Linked DNA regions of Mus musculus: region 1 is linked to region 2. Evidence: chromatin loops called from intact Hi-C (ENCODE). Cell type or tissue: left cerebral cortex. All regions are shown on one strand.

Region 1 (8,000 bases), 390 kb after region 2:
TGTATCCCATTCAGCTCAGCCTACACACAGTCAAACAGGCTTGCTCCTGCCGGCTTTATGGGTTTTGTGTTTCCCATACATAGTAACGATCCGTTGGGTCAGCGCACAGATGGTCCGATTTGATCACAGAGATCGCGTCTGGTTATTTTACTCATTTAAGCACCAAACAGAATCAACTGCAAAGAGTTTTTGTTCATCTCATAAACTTCCAAACAAAATCTGACAAAAATCAGTCAATTGAAGATGTGTGTGTTTCAGTACATATGATGATTAAAACATCCATACACACACACACACACACACACACACACACACACACACACACACACACAAGATGACTCTGGACTATTTTTCTCGTTGAGATCTGCGATGAGACCCTTTGTAGTTGTCTGGTCATCTTGTACTTCTGAAAGATTTCGAGTAGGTGGAAACTTTGTGACGTGTCTTAGATACATTAATACAGTGCATTGTTTGCCTTAGGAATGTGTGTAATCAATAGGAAACCCTCAAACAAGCCGTGGTTTAAGAGGAGGAATTACATGTTTGCTTTAAAGTGAGGGTTTTCTGAAAATTTCTGTCTAATTTGTAACAATTTTCAGTAGACCTAAATTTGCGGTCAGACTCATTCATAGGAAAACACAAGAAAGCCATGTTCACCTGTTTTTAAGAAGTAGGGAGATGGCAGCTCATTTTTTCCTAATCAAAAACCTTGGAAGCAGAGGGATGAAGTGTAAACAGAGCGACTCCATCTCCATAGTGCAGATTTCCTTTTGTGAGGGCTCTGACTACGGTGTGATGAATATGCTCACAAGCACTGCTCCTGAAGACGGCAGGCATTCTCGGCAAATGGCTGTCAGGTAAACGTGATTTGTGTTCCTCTTTCTCTTAGCCATAGCCACCTTGTTGTCCACCTAAATCTCCCTGACATGCCATCTCCAGGTTCCCTTGCTCAGTCTCCCGGAACCCAGTGTCATTCGCTGCAACATGCCCCTCGTTGTCCCATAAAAAAAGGAAAAAAAAGACTTTTTTTAAATACTCAAAAGATAGATAGATAGATAGACAGACAGACAGACAGACAGACGGACGGACGGACGGACGGACGGACGGATGGATGGATGGATGGATGGACAGACAGGTAGATAGATAGATAGATAGATAGATAGATAGATAGATAGATAGAGAATAGGCTCCAACTTTCAGTTTATTAAGTTTATAAAATCAAAATGGAAAGGGTTTGGGGGGAAAGTGCACAAAAACCTTAAACAAAATAAGCTCCGTTAAAACGGTAAAATGAATGATCAGAAGCTATGCACAGCATTGTTTCCTACGAATGTGAACTCAAAGAAGAAGCAGGGACATCTAGTTTATAGCTATTCCAAATGCCTTTTTCGCATCTGTGTCTCTCCCATACCACTTTCTAATGAGACCTTTCTATTCACTGAACGTACATACATACAGTGTAACCAAGGTCAACTTTATAAAATCACCCTATCTATGTGCAAGTGTATTTTGTCACATAGTCTATACATGTAGTTTTAAAATGTGCCCTCCCAAGGGCCTATTGTGGCGGCTTCATAAAAATACTGGTATAAGGTCAAATTTGAAAATTGTTATCAGTCGCAGCTTTGAAATAACACATTAAGTCACAATTTCCCATGTGTCTAAACTACTTGAGAGTAAAAAAAAAAAAAAAAGAACCAAATTGTGTTTGAAACAACTCACTTCTTTTCATGGTTTACTTCTGAATTAAAAAGAACTAAGCCACAGGGTCTTAGTGACATTTTCTTTGAGATTAAAAAAAAAATTACTAACTTGGAGTGTAGGTTAAGATATTTTTCTTAAAACCAAGGTAGAGTTTTAAACCAAAACTTTTAAAACTGTGGGCCAATAGTAAAGATGACAACATTTTGATTTTAAAGGCACGACTAGTGTTACATTGTGGATGCTGAAATCTAACAGAAAGTCAGGATGCTCCCTGCATTTTCAAACCACCATACAGAGTTAACAGCCTGGCTATTTTTCTTTTAAGAAAATAAGTTGCAAAATTACAAGCAAGTTGATTACACAATATCTTACCATGCAACATATCAAAAACAATGAATTGAATCACTCTGTGGTCTGGGTTGAATTCAACGCTGAAATCTCTTTATTGAACACAACAACAAAGAATTTCAAACGTACAGATGAGCATCTTTGAAGTTGGATAGAAGAACCCCGACCATATCATGATTGTCTGATACTGGGGAAGGACAAAGTACAGAGTGCAGTATTCCAACGAGGATTTGGGCTGATCTGAGAAACCCAAGAAAAGTGCTGGGAAGGAAATGCAGATCTAGAATGACTGGCTAGGTCATTCGATCTTGCTTCTGAGAAGGAGTTTAAGGACCTCTGTTTCAGATTAAGCAGCACTTCATCCCGTCCCTTTGCCTTCTTAAGAACGCAGATACTTTTGCAGAGTCAAAGGAACAAATGAATCCAAAGAAGAGAAGAATGCTGTACTGTGGATGTCAGCACGGAGGTTCAGAAAGTAATGCAGAGAATAAACCAAGCTTTTTTTTTTTTTTTTTTTTTTTTAAAAAAACCAAGAATTCTGACACAAAGAAACGAAGTAATGTGGAACCAGGGAGGACACAGCAAAGTCTTTCCTGAAGTGCACACAACCAGGGAGATCAGCCAGCAGATCTCCCATAATGCAGATGAAAGAAATCCTCTATCAATTTAAAAAAAAATCTATTCATTACATTAGTTTAAATATACACTTTAAGATGCCCACATTTTGTGACTTTTTTGTTTTTAAATTACACAAAATAGTGCTGAGAAAATATCTTCTATGTATTTGACAATGGAAACAGAAATACTACACTAACAGAACTAGCTTTTAAAATATCAAGATGACTCCACCAAGAAATTCAAATTAAGATCGTGTACTTTTAATATAAATCTTCAATCGTAGATCCCAGCTTTAGATAAGTGATTTTATCCTATTGCTTAGGGCTTTAGTGGTGATTTCTAAAATGAAGGTCTTTGTGTATACTTAGTTACTGCATAAAATTTTTATATTGTGTTCTCCCTGTGTAGTTTAGAATATATAAAATTAAATAAAATCGAACTTTTATTGAATTTAGAAAAAATTCATGGTTTGTTTCTAGAAACTCAGGGAAATAAGGAAACCTTTTAGAAACGTGTGTGATGCGTGGTTTAAATGCTTATTTTACGGTTTGCTTCCAACCTGCTATAACAAGCGAAAGTTAGCATAAAAATGTGTGACATGTTGAGAATCTCTCCAAATTAAGTTAAAGTATAATTAGATGAAACAAAGCAAAGGTGTATGAAGTTATATTCACAACACCAAGCGATAAACAACTGTATCAACTTCGAAAGTAACCCTACAAAAACAAAACTTGGAAAATTTTGCTCTCAATACGTTGCAACTATTTTAGCATCATTTTCCGTTTATTTATATTACCCATGTTCTTTATTTTCACTTATTTTAAGCGTAGCTCGTCTTTTATGATCAATACTAAACTCACAAAAGTCGAACAAGAAAGGAAATTGCTTTTTTGAGACCTAAATTCATTTTCCAATTCCTAGAATTCAATGGGACAGCACCTGTTTTAATTCTTTTATCTAAAATGTTCAGCAATAAGTTATTGTGATATGAATAATTTTGGCTAAATTTTTAAAATTCCAGGAACAAAGTAAGCAAATAAAAATACTCTCTGCGCAGGTACAAGAGTTTAGTAACCAGGGAGTAAGAAAACTGTCCCTGAAGGGACTGGAACAGGAAGCAGAGCCGTGCTGGCACCTAGTGGAGATAGACGGTACTACAGTTTTCTGCTTTTGCCTCGGAGGCTTGCTGTGGAAAACTTTTTAATTATTTTAATCTAGGCTTTTTATCACACATATTTGAAAGAAAGACAAATGAAAAGTATTTTCAGTGATTGTGTCTAGTTATGCAACAAAATATCGTGACTTTAATCTTCTGCAGGGAAAGAAAGAAATCTTGGAAGGTGGTGAAAGCGCTGGGGAGGAATGCAACCAGCAGCCGGGGAAATGTCACAATAAATGTAAGGATCATGCAATGCCCTTTTCCATCGTATGTTTACCCAAACAGGATCACACTAGTCTCTTTCCAACCAGCCAAAAAAACGTTATGAAATTAAGTAGCATGCTGTATGCTTGAAGTCTTGTTTTTATCTGGTCATAAGTCACCAAACAATATTTAGGACTAGTTGGGACTAAACTTGGAGTTTTAATATTGCCAAACATTACATGTAGGGGGATAGTCACTTTCCATTTGTGACATGTTAAATAGAAAAATGTAAACCCTGGGCCCCATCCCCACTAAACTCTCATCCTAGGGACTGGGGAAAGGATGGTTCTGTGGAAGTTTCTTTCTCAGAAGTGACCAATGGGCTCATAAGCGGACAGAAGGAAAGACACAATAACTGCTACATCTGTCATGGAGAGAAACATCAGCCCATCTCCTCAAATAAACTCACGCTAGGGTCCCCCCTAACTGCCAGCATCTATGGTTCCCTAAAGAAAAGATTTTAATGTATGGATGTTAGTTCGTTTCCCAAGTTTTAATTTGTGCCTATATTTGTGGTAGTTGGGGCGTGGGTGGGTAATAACTGTTCTGTACAGACACAGAAGGGCCAATTCATACTGGGCTTGCATGGTGGTAATTTGGGAGTCAAGTTTCTGTAACTGAATGGTGACTTTGATTTTTAAAATGTAAGTGTTCCCTTATTGGTGCTAGATTTTCTTTAGTTCATCAAGCACTTGCATTCTTATAGACATTTGGCTTAAAGTTTCCTTCATACATGAGAACTGTCCAGGAGCATATTCTTGCTCGTGGGTAAGCCTTGCTTTGTTGTCTTTAATTATAGTCCAACCTAAGGTTCATATGTCTTATCCTATACGCCCAATGAGACAAAGCTTTAATAACAATCCTCTCCACTTTCAAAATGTAAAAACTTATCACTTCCTGTAAACTTGGTTTAGTTAAGGGCTGCCCATTTACACGGAGGCCCTAGGTTCGGCACAGCTTGCTCAGTCCAGACTTGAAAGTACTGCAAAGTCTAATCAGAATGGCTTCTTGGAAAATGGAAGCAGGACATTAGATCACACTTCCCATCAGTGTTTCCCAGTGAATACAAGACTAACACTCAAAAAGCAGGCTAAGAAACCTAGTCTTAATTCCCTGTAGCAAAGATGATGAGTCGCTGAAAATCTAGTATGTGAGACGTTTTGTAGCAAATATAAAACGATCACCACTACATTTATAATCAATAAAATGAAGGAGAAAGGAAGAGGCAAGGTTGATCCTAACTAATGAGATCCTAATGAGAATAAAGGGTCTCCTTTAAGGAATGAGCCAACCACCTCTTAGATTCCAATTTCAAAGAAACAAGGACACTCCTACTCTGGGTGCAGCACAGACCCAGGGCCCCTTCTCCACTTCTGCCACTACTCAGGCAACCTTACTTGCTCAAGAGTGGCCAGAGGTAACAAGAGGTGTCCCAGTGTTTAGGGCGATAACCATTTACACATTGTCCTGCTTCCATTTTTCAAGAAGCCATTCTGATTAGACTTTGCAGTACTTTCAAGTCTGGACTGAGCAAGCTGTGCCAAACCTAGGGGCTCCGTGTAAGTGGGCAGTGTAAATGGTTATCGCCTAAAACCTGCCACATGTGGGTCCTGACCTAGAGGCAGTGAAGAGAAACAGGAGCCAGGAAGGACACTCGTGTGGCAAGTAGCAAGACAAGATGATCGTCACGGCTGACTTAGAGGGATTGTTGTGGGAGTCTAGATGACTCTGCCTTTACCCTGGAATGAGCTGGACTGGAGAACGCCAAGAAAGACTCTGCACAGCAAGAGCGAGACCTTGAGAAATGACCAAGGCTTAAATAAACTGCACTGGAGAGAAAAGCAAACTGCCAGGAGGAAATTTTGCATATGATAGCAAGACATCTGTCCCAGTCTTCTCTCTGGAAGGGCCAGGGCCTACTATAAACAAATACCATGACTGCCCTGTTGAATATGTCGAAGGGGCATTTATAAAGTGTTTCTAAGTTCGCAGAGGTCACAGGTAACTCCTTTTTTTTCCCTCCAACGCAGGTTACCTCTCCTGCTTTTGTTCCGTGAAGTAAGTGAAGTTTCAGACGACAAACCACAGCACAGACCCAAGACTTGGAGCCCTAAATTTGGTTCCTTGTCTGTAGCTGATTCTCCCACCAGTTTACGGTTGTGTAAACTCTCTCTAAGTACCAAACTGAAATATATGGTGCTTTATATAAGATCCCGTCCATAGCAGCTAAGAACATGCTAAATCCTACTTGTCTCTCTATTTCTCTTCATTGCTCTCTTATTTATATGGGGAACACTTTATTGATTTTATCTGCAGGCAAGAACAAAATATGAAATGATTCACAAAGTTTTTATGTGATCTTTGCCTGTTAATCTCTGAAATGTTCCAATCTTAGTCTACCGAAGCAAGGGCTCTAACATTGCTTTTACCAAGCAAAGGTCTTGGGAAAAACAAAAACTCAAAAACAAACACAAAACTTTTCCCCCTGTTCCAAACCGTTACCTTTACTTTTTAACACTTCCAATCAATATATCACTAATCTTGCAAAGTTTTACTTTTTGTATATTTAAATCTTATAAGGACATTACCCAGTCACCTCCTCAAACTCTATAAATACAGCTGCCTGCCTGGTAGGATCAGAGTTTTTAAAAAGATCTGCTCAATGCTGGGAAGGGGAAGCCTTCCTCCTATAAATCATTATTTCAAACACGTCATCATAATTCTCAGCTGGCCAATTAATTAAAACTCAAGAAAGGTCATTTTTTTTTCTCAGCAAGTGTCCAACTAGCAATCCCATGAAAGATGGCCACCCCAGCAACCTTAATACTGCTTTCTGTTTCAGCACGCCATGGCCTGCCCATAAAATCCAACTTGACAGATAATGGAAGTGAATTATTAATTCAAACCAACCTGTGCTCAGAGCAGATTTTCATATTTTTCTATGTGTTCATTAAGCACAAATTTCCACTTTCTCCATCTGTCCTGTAACGGTTCAATGTTGGAAACAGTTAGCCTTGAGCAATGACTGTTTTTTTTTTTTTTTTTTTTAAAGCTCTGGGGACTTAGTCTACCCCATAGGCTGCAGCCCTCCTCAGTCCACCCCACTGTGACAGCCAGTGTTCTAAGTTGCTCGGCACTTTAGGCTTTGCAGTTCTATCTACAGACTCCGGGGACAGCCTGCAAGTGACAATGAAATGCACAGGGAAGGAGAGAGGGAAGCTCGCCTCGTCTTCCTGCACAACTCAGCTTCAGCCAAGTAACAATAAACAAGCATTCTTGTCAGAGTTTCGCAGGAAATGGGGCAGAACCTGTGTATTTTAACAACTTCTTACACTAGTAGCCACTACAGCATTTATTTTACTTTTAAAAAGAAAACCAGAGAAACTTCATAATTTAAACTAAAGGGCCTTTCAGCCTGGAAGACAAAAACGCACTCTGCTTAACAGCCGAGGACTAAGGTGGGGTGCGTACAGGTGGATTGGGGGTACGGTCTGTCTTTGGCCAGTCTGAAGCAGCTGAGTTCTTTCCACAGCCACGATCATTTATTATCCCGCAAATAAAGCCTGGATTCTTGGCCCTCACGCACAGTGGTGGTCCGCTGCTAAGATTTACCATGTCGGCCCTGAAATGCAGGGCACACACTGTCATAAAATGTTCTCTTTCACAGACAGACACACAACTTGGATGATGTTTTCAGTCTGATTTACCTTTGTGTCACTAAACCCAGAGGGCTTGGGTCAGCTACTCACACTTTCTCTCTCCAGTGTGATGCCCAGAACACTTTAACAATACACTGAACATATATAGCAAAGTCAGCTCAGGTTTTATTAACTCAGAAATGTGATATTCATTTTCCCCTTAGAAGAGACTGCTCTTTAAGACTTAGAATCATTGCACGCAAACACAT
Region 2 (8,000 bases):
TACTTAAGTGCATTACTTCAGTTAGAATATTTCAAAATAACGCCATGACTGCATTTCAAGGTCTGTGGTTATTGAAATACAGATAATCGCTTCTCCTTGTAAGATACCATCCCTCGGAAGGGATGTCACTTTTTTTTTAAACTTTTCATTGATTCTTTGTGAATTTCACATCATGCACCCCAATCCTATACTAGATCCTTACCTGGACTCCTCTTGGATATCTTGTTGTTGCCCTGTGTCATGGAGATCCTTCCGCTTTGGTTCTGCGGGACCAGCCCTTCATGTGCTCCAGCAGTTCATAAATGGGGTGGATGTTAGGGTGGGCCAACTCAGAACCTGCATCTTGGCCTGCTTGGTAGCTGAATTGGTTGACATGACAGCTCTCCTGTGACCACGCTGTGCCACCGGGCCAGCTCTCTCACTTTGTCCAGTTGAGGGATGGGGCCAGCTTGTCTGAATGCTGCAGTCAGTGAGAGGTGGGGCCAGGTCTGTGAAGCCCTCTGACATCAACATGACCGAGACCAGGGATGACTGTATAGCTTTTGGTGGTAACATGGGCCATAAACATTGACACAGACACAGATCATTGCTGTTGCAGGGACACAGACACAAACACAGCCTTCAGCAGCAGCTTGGGGGCAGGGGGGCAGGGGGGCAGATGTTGCTCTTTTTATAGAGACATCTACATGAACTCCAGTCACTGGTCTAGGTATGAAGCACTTGAAGAACTTGGACTTTTGAATTATACTATTAAAGAAAAAGGTTAAGGTTCTCATATGCCTGCTTCTCTCAAAGCTTAGCTATTTTTGAGCCTAGAATTTCTGTCGCAGGTAGGATTCAGTCTTCAGTAAGTGGGCCAGACTGCTGTGCTTCGTGGCTTACCATTGTCATTCATAGTGGCCTGGCTATGCAGAAAATCAATCACAGAACTGAGTTTAATAAGGAGAACGTGGGGAGAAGGAAGCAGATGAAAATGCAAACTGTGGTCAGCAGGATTCAGTGGCACTTCCAGGTGCTTTGTTAGCAGGAATTAAAAAAAAAACAACTTTACACAACCCCACCTGAATTCTTTCAACTACAATGTAATGCAAAGAAAATCCGCGCTAATTATGAGCAGGAACATTATCTATTAATATGTTAATGAAGCAGGTTTGCTAATGGTGAAAGACCTGAATTTTAATAAAATCTTAAGAGCTCCTTGATTACGTGTTTGTTAGTCGATCTGATCATTTAAAATTATCTCTAGGTGGCTTTACATGGAATAAAACCTACATTAGAACTGTATTCTAAACAGGCCTTAATGAAGCAGGTGAGGATACCACCTGTGACATAAACACAGGCAGCCAGAAATTCACTTCAAAAGAAATGGAAACTAGTGAACACGAAACATGTTATCATACCTGCCAGTAACAGCTTTCAATGTAGGTAATTTATTTATGCATTTGCTTGCTAATTTTCTCAAACATATTTGCTTATGAAAATAATGTTCGATTGAATTAATGGATACTGCCTTTCAATATTGGAAGTGTTAGTTTTTCATAAAAGAAATATTCTAGTGTCCTGTTTGACAACAGCCCACACATACATGAAAGCTTTTATCCCAACCGATCCTAGATATCTTTTGAAGAAGACAGTAGTCATCAACTATCCAAGGCACCCAGAGTTGGTGTGTAGGGATATCAAAGGTGTGCCTCTGAATAGATGTGATCTTGTTCTGTGTTCTCCAAGATGATCTTGGCATCAAAGTGCCTAGTTGTCTGCATCTGCATCCGTAGAAGGTAGGGAAGGCACTTGGCAGCCTTAATTTTGCATATTAAAATCCTAAGGCTCCGATTAGTGGGTGAGTTTAGACCGAGATCCTGAATATCCCAGAGAGCAGAGCAAAACCCTCTGATGTAAGACCTGCCTCTGTGTGAGCCCAGGAGATGCAGGGGTGGATGGTCCCAGAAGCTTGCGTTCCAGGGCTTTCCTGCGGTGTAGCTGTGGCTCTTCCCTGTTCTGAATGAGCAGGTTACAACAGGGTTAAGTGAAGGAAGTGACATTAATACTAGAAGCCCCGAGTCAGTGATCAAGATCCCAAATGTAGGTGACTGTATTGGCTGATTTTGTGTCAATTTGACACAGGCTGGAGTTATCACAGAGAAAGGAGCTTCAGTTGAGGAAATGCCTCCATGAGATCCAGCTGTGGGGCATTTTCTCAATTAGTGATCAAGGGGGAAAGGCCCCTTGTGGGTGGGACCATCTCTGGGCTGGTAGTCTTGTGTTCTATAAGGGAGCAGGCTGAGCAAACCAGGGGAAGCAAGCAAGCCAGTAAAGAACATCCCTCCGTGGCCTCTGCATCAGTTCCTGCTTCCTGACCTGCTTGAGTTCTAGTCCTGCATCCTTTGGTGATCAACAGCAATGTGGAAAGTGTAAGCTGAATAAACCCAACTTGAGAGTTCTTGTTCATGATGTTTGGTATAGGAATAGAAACCCTGCCTAAGACAGCAAGTGACAAATGCTATTTCAAATAAAAACATATTTTTTTTAGAAATCAGAAAATAATTCAGAAGAAAACAAGACAGAGAGATGGAGGTAGAGGGTTTCATGTTGATAAAAGTAAGTCACTGAGCTTCAAGCTGCTGGCACGCATGGGTTCAGCTCTGGAAAGAAAAAGCAGTCTAATGTTTGTGCAGGAATAGAAACCCTGGCTAAGACAGTGACGTTGGGTCCCTATACTAAAATGAGCCCAGAATTAACTGAAGGAAGTAGGTGGTATGGAGTAAGGAAGAGCTGGGGCTTCTATCCCTAGCTTGTGATGCACAGGTTTGAAGAGTCTGGAGAGATGAGGTCACAGCTGGAAATCACTTTTGAAGATGGAACCCGGTCTGAGAAACCACCTGCTTCTTCCTTAGTGACTTTGTTCCTGCAGGTAACCATCCACATTCATCAGATTTATTTATTTACCAGGGTATTCATCTGATGGGTTCAAAATAACCCAGTATTTAATAATCATTAGAAATTATAATGAATGGTTGCTTACATTTTGGTATTGTATCTTTCTGGGATTTTCCAGGCAGCCCCCTTCTCCCTCCTTTAAGGTCAACATGACTCGGACTTCAGACAACTGGTCATCTAAACGGGTTCTACCTGGGCTCCTGGTGAGTTTCCTTGATGGCATGCTGCCCTCTAGAGGTTGAAGCAAACAGCACCGCAGAAATCAACGAGGGAGTGGTCTGCTGGCCTCACTTTTCTTAACAAAGATTCAGTCTTCATCAAATTTTATTTCAGCACTAGGAAAAAAAAATAAATCATAGAAAGTATTAGCTATTTTTAAAGGTCTTAAATCAGGTGACATCAGGCCATCAGATCTGGCCCACCCCACACATGTATATATACCTTCCTTATCTCCTTCCTCCCTCCCTTCCTTCTTCTTCAGATGGAGTGTGCAGCATTTGGCTAGCCTTCATGAGACCCTGGGCACCACTCCCAGTGCCTCAAAATAAAGTAAACAAACAATGCATTAAAACGCATCAATAAAAATCTGCCACGGGGAAGAGAGTGAGAGACATGTACACCCACCCAAAGCTCCCTACTTAGGGCAACAACCCCAGCTTTCACTGGTCTTTGCATGTGCTGTCATACTTAACTCTCAGCTCACTCTTATAGAGATATTAAAGACCACAACACAGCAGAAAACCGCAAAGCCTACATTTGAACCCAGTTTTCCTTATTTCAGAACTTATGCAGATTTTGTCAATAGGAAAACAGACTATCACATAGCATTTGAATGACTGTCTTTATTTGCTTCTGATTATATATAATAATCATGACTTTAGGGTTTTTTTTAAATAAAAAAGAGTTTATAGATTTAAAACTATGACAACCAGAGATTTTGCCATTTGACAATACATTTACCTAAACCTCAATTTGGCTAGCATAGTCAAGACAGACAGACATCCAAGTATGAAAAATGTGTATTGTTATATAGGTGATGGGCCAGGGGGAAAAGAAATTCCTAAAATCTGCAGTTAAAGAGACAAGCTTACAATATCAAAAGCTAGAAACACAAAGCAGAGTAAGAAAAATGACATTAAAAGTGAACTAATGGGGCTGGAGGGGTGGCTTAGCCATTAAGAGCACTGACTGTTTTTTCCATAGGTCCTAAATTCAATTACCAGCAACCACATGGTGGCTCACAACCATCTGTAATGGGATCCAATGCACTCTTCTGGTGTGTCTGAAGACAGCCACAGTGTACTCATACACATAAAATGAATAAAATCTTTTTAAAAAAGTGAACTGATGATAATGGGCAGGAAAGTGTTCACTACACGTTTTAGATCCCAGCACCAAATAAAAGCCAGAGACATGGCAACTTGTACCTGTGTAATCTCAGGATGCTCTCGTAGGCTTGGTAGCCAGATAATCCAGCCAAGTTAGTAAGCATTGGGTTTAGTGGGTTCGGTGTCAAAAACTAAAGTAAAGCATGATAGAGGAAGATGCCCGACATTGACCTTTGTTCTTCCGAAGCACACACACACACACACACACACACACACACACACAAACGCATATGCATGGGCATATACTCATGCCTACACCATACACATATGCAAGTAAATGATGATCTCTCACCTCCTAGTGCTTTCTGCATCACAGTGTGGCCTGGAGGGTGCTCAGCAGAGACACACACTTCCCTACTTCATCCTCATCCCCATCCCAAGCTCACTGAACTGCACAGAAGCAGAGACATCAGAGCAGGCTCTCGAGCCCTTTTTGCTGCCACAGAGGCTGTGTTAGTGGAGAGTAGTTAGGGTGGGAAAAAATCACAGCCAGAGTCCTTGGGGTAATAAATACGGTGGCTGACCCTTTCCATGTACAGTGCTGGGTGGATAAATCATACCGTCACGGAATCTCAGATGTGAAAAGAGCTTTGTGAGTTAGGCTTGTAATTCATCGAAGATGCACAAACTCTTGTCTAAAATCCCCAAATGGTTTGCAGGGCCTTGCCTGTATCCAGGACATTTCCTGGAATCTGCCCTTAGCATAACATCCATCCACACTCCCTCTGGCAGGTGTTAGGAGATTTGAAGGCAAATACTTACAGTTAGATGGGATTTCCCTAAATTCTGTCTTCTTCAGGGAAGAACACGTACTCCCTCCCTCACAGCTGGTACTGACCATCCTCCCCATTGACCATTTGCTCCTAAGACATCCTCAGAGTGCAGGAGCGCCAGCGATCATTCTGTGATAATGGGGTGATGTCATTGGTGAGTCCCACACTTTCTGGAATGTCTCCTGGCCATGGGGGTGGGGAAAGCAGTGCTGAGAAAGCTGTAAACAAGATAAATTTTAAAAGTTGTAGAGTCTCCTTTTGTGAAAGAAACTACAAGAGGAAGATAAAAATCTGCCATTTAATAGTCAAAGTTTCCTTGAGGAGTGGCAAGCTGCTTGTGAATGGACGCTGCTTAAAAAAATACACATGATATAAATTAGCCTTGTAGTGTATATGCATGTATGAAAAGGATGAGGGGGAGGGACAGGGGGAGGGGAAGGGGAGGGGAGGAGGTTGTTTTAGTTACTGTGATTACATAGCCGATTTTCCTGCTGGCTAACTTAGTGTATCCTGTTGCAATTTCAGGCCAACTTTCTGGGCCAGAACTCAATTAAAATTCTCTGGCGTTTGGGGCCATGACTCATTTGGTACGGCATTTGCACTGTGAGCATAAGAATATGGATTTGGATGCCCAGAACCCGTACAAAATGCCTGATGAGGTGATACATACCTGTACTCCCAGGGATAGAAAAGTGAGAGACAGTGGATCCTTGGAGGCTCATGGGTTAGCTGGCTGGATCTGGATCTAGGCTGTTGAGATATTCTTTCTCAAACAAAAACCGGAAGGCACCTGAGGACTGAGACCTTCGTGGATTGCACATACACACACACACACACACACACACACACGTGCATGCACACACACATTCACACACATACATGTACACCCACATGCACACACATGTACACACATACACACACTCGTGCACACACACACACACTTCACAACTACCACCTCCTCCACCATGACCCCACACAAAGTGCACTGTAACTCTTTATGTCTCCCTACCCCGCCCCCGCGCATCTCTTGTTCCTTTGCAGATGTTTGAGGAACTTCTTTCCTATGTTAAGGTTTCTTTACCCATTGAAGATTTCTTTTTCAGATCCTGTTTTATATATATATATTTTTTATTAGGTATTTTCCTCATTTACATTTCCAATGCTATCCCACAAGTCCCCCATACCCTCCCCCCCCAACTCACTCCCACTTTTTGGCCCTGGCATTCCCCTGTACTGGGGCATATAAAGTTTGCAAGTCCAATGGGCCTCTCTTTCCAGTGATAGCCGACTAGGCCATTCAGATCCTGTTTAATACATTTCTTTATTTTTCTCTGGAAGACATGGCTTGTAAGATAGAACCAGAAAAGTAACTATGTCAGCTCTAATGCCAAAAAATAAAAATGAAGAGAATTTCACAAGGGTTATTTGCAACACATTAGAATTTTTATTGTTCCTTGACAACACTGGGTTTGTCGTGATTCATGTTCTCTCAAGCACAGCCGTTTATCTTCATTGGTGTTGTCAAGTCACTGGAAGGTGAGAGCATTCACTGCCACCAATGGCTATGATAGCTTGTTTGGCATAAGGAGCTAAAAAAAAAAAATCCAGAGTGAATTTTTTGACATGAAATCTTCCATGAAAATACAGTGTTTTCTTTCTTCCCTTGGAGAGAAATTTGGTTCTAATTCAAGGTGAGGAGTGGTGTATCACCTCCCTAGGTCCCCCCAAGACACCCCCAAGAAAAGTGTTGGACTGAGAAAGTTCTCCAGCCAGCATCCCAGCTCTGGCTTCTGCTGGTCCTAGAGTGACTAGGCTTCACTCACTTACAGGCATTTAGACCATGTTCCCCGGAGGGAGGGCTGCCTTGTGTTCAGAGTCACAATACAGAAGTGAATACAAGGTATCCTTTATGTGGTCTCTGTCCTTGTGGCAAACGAGAGAAGTGAATGAGAAGATACGGAAGGGTGGCACTACAGATCTGTGGTAGAGAGCAGAGTGCGGTGTGGAGTCTGGGTGTGACCCTCAGAGCTGGAGCTGGAGCTGACAGGATGGGGGATGGTGAGGCATGTGCTTAGATCAAGGTGGGAAGGAGCCTGTGATGTCAGAACACCATGAACGAGTGCGAAGGGCTGAAAAGAAGAGCCTCGTGAGCTAAGAGACCTAGGGGGATTAAAGGCTGGGCATGGAGGCCTGTGCCTTCAATCCCAGGAATTGGGAGGCAGAGGCAGAGGCAGAGGCAGAGGAGGCAGAGGAGGCAGAGGAGGCAGAGGAGGCAGAGGAGGCAGAGGAGGCAGAGGAGGCAGAGGCAGATGGACTTCGATGAATGTGAGGCCACCCTGGTCTACCTAATGACTTCCTGGTCAGTCAGCACTGGGTAGTGAGACACCCCCCCCCCCAAATCTCAAAATAAAGTAAAAATAAAAGAATCAGGGAAATTCAGTATATCTGACACTGTTGGGAGTGGTAAAGGAATGGGACTAATAGCTGTATTTTAACTATTAGGAAGTTGGGACTTGATTCAACATGTTCTAAGTAGCCACTTGCTAGGTTTTCAGTGTGTAAAAAAAAAAGCAATATAATGTGGATCATGTAAATAACACTGATGTCTATGTATGTGGAAAAGAAGAAAAATTCAAAGTAGAGAGGAGGTAGTCACAACCCAGCTGAGAGGGAAAGGTGACCCATTCACTGCTGTTCTCTGAAGCTCAGCCTCTGGACTCACATCTGGACCAAATGCTCCAGACTCCATGTCTCATTCATCCCCCAGTGCTATTAAGCCTTTTTGAGACAGTCAGGTTGCCATAGTTGTGCCTGTCTTACATACTTTGTTTTCTATGTTTTATGAGGCTTCGAGGCCTGCCTTTTGCCAGTACCCAAGGACAGCAAACAACTTACTTACCTC

What was found. Peaks named below come from ENCODE experiments on the same cell type or tissue, not always from the same donor. Only the 100,000 strongest peaks of a DNase experiment are listed, where the experiment ranks them.
Region 1: a loop joins it to region 2, with 2.3 times the contacts of the local background. A loop is called at or near these places in 5 of 42 quality-filtered maps.

The regions. Positions count from the first base shown.
Region 1 is chr12:56,982,445-56,990,444 of GRCm38, forward strand. The region is part of intron 1 of Slc25a21 (solute carrier family 25 (mitochondrial oxodicarboxylate carrier), member 21); the gene reads right to left. Among named protein-coding and RNA genes, the nearest start is that of Gm30001, 89 kb to the left of the region's middle. In left cerebral cortex, a CTCF peak has its summit at 3,816 (motif pointing left); a DNase peak (open chromatin) is centred at 3,813.
Region 2 is chr12:56,588,756-56,596,755 of GRCm38, forward strand. All of the region lies in intron 2 of Gm26973 (a long non-coding RNA gene), which reads left to right. It overlaps C87198 (expressed sequence C87198), which reads left to right and starts at 2,304. Exons shown (of 5, transcript NR_046003.1): 1 at 2,304-2,411; 2 at 2,792-2,911; 3 at 3,056-3,140; 4 at 5,153-5,252; 5 at 5,624-5,799. In left cerebral cortex, a CTCF peak has its summit at 3,176 (motif pointing left); a DNase peak (open chromatin) is centred at 3,168.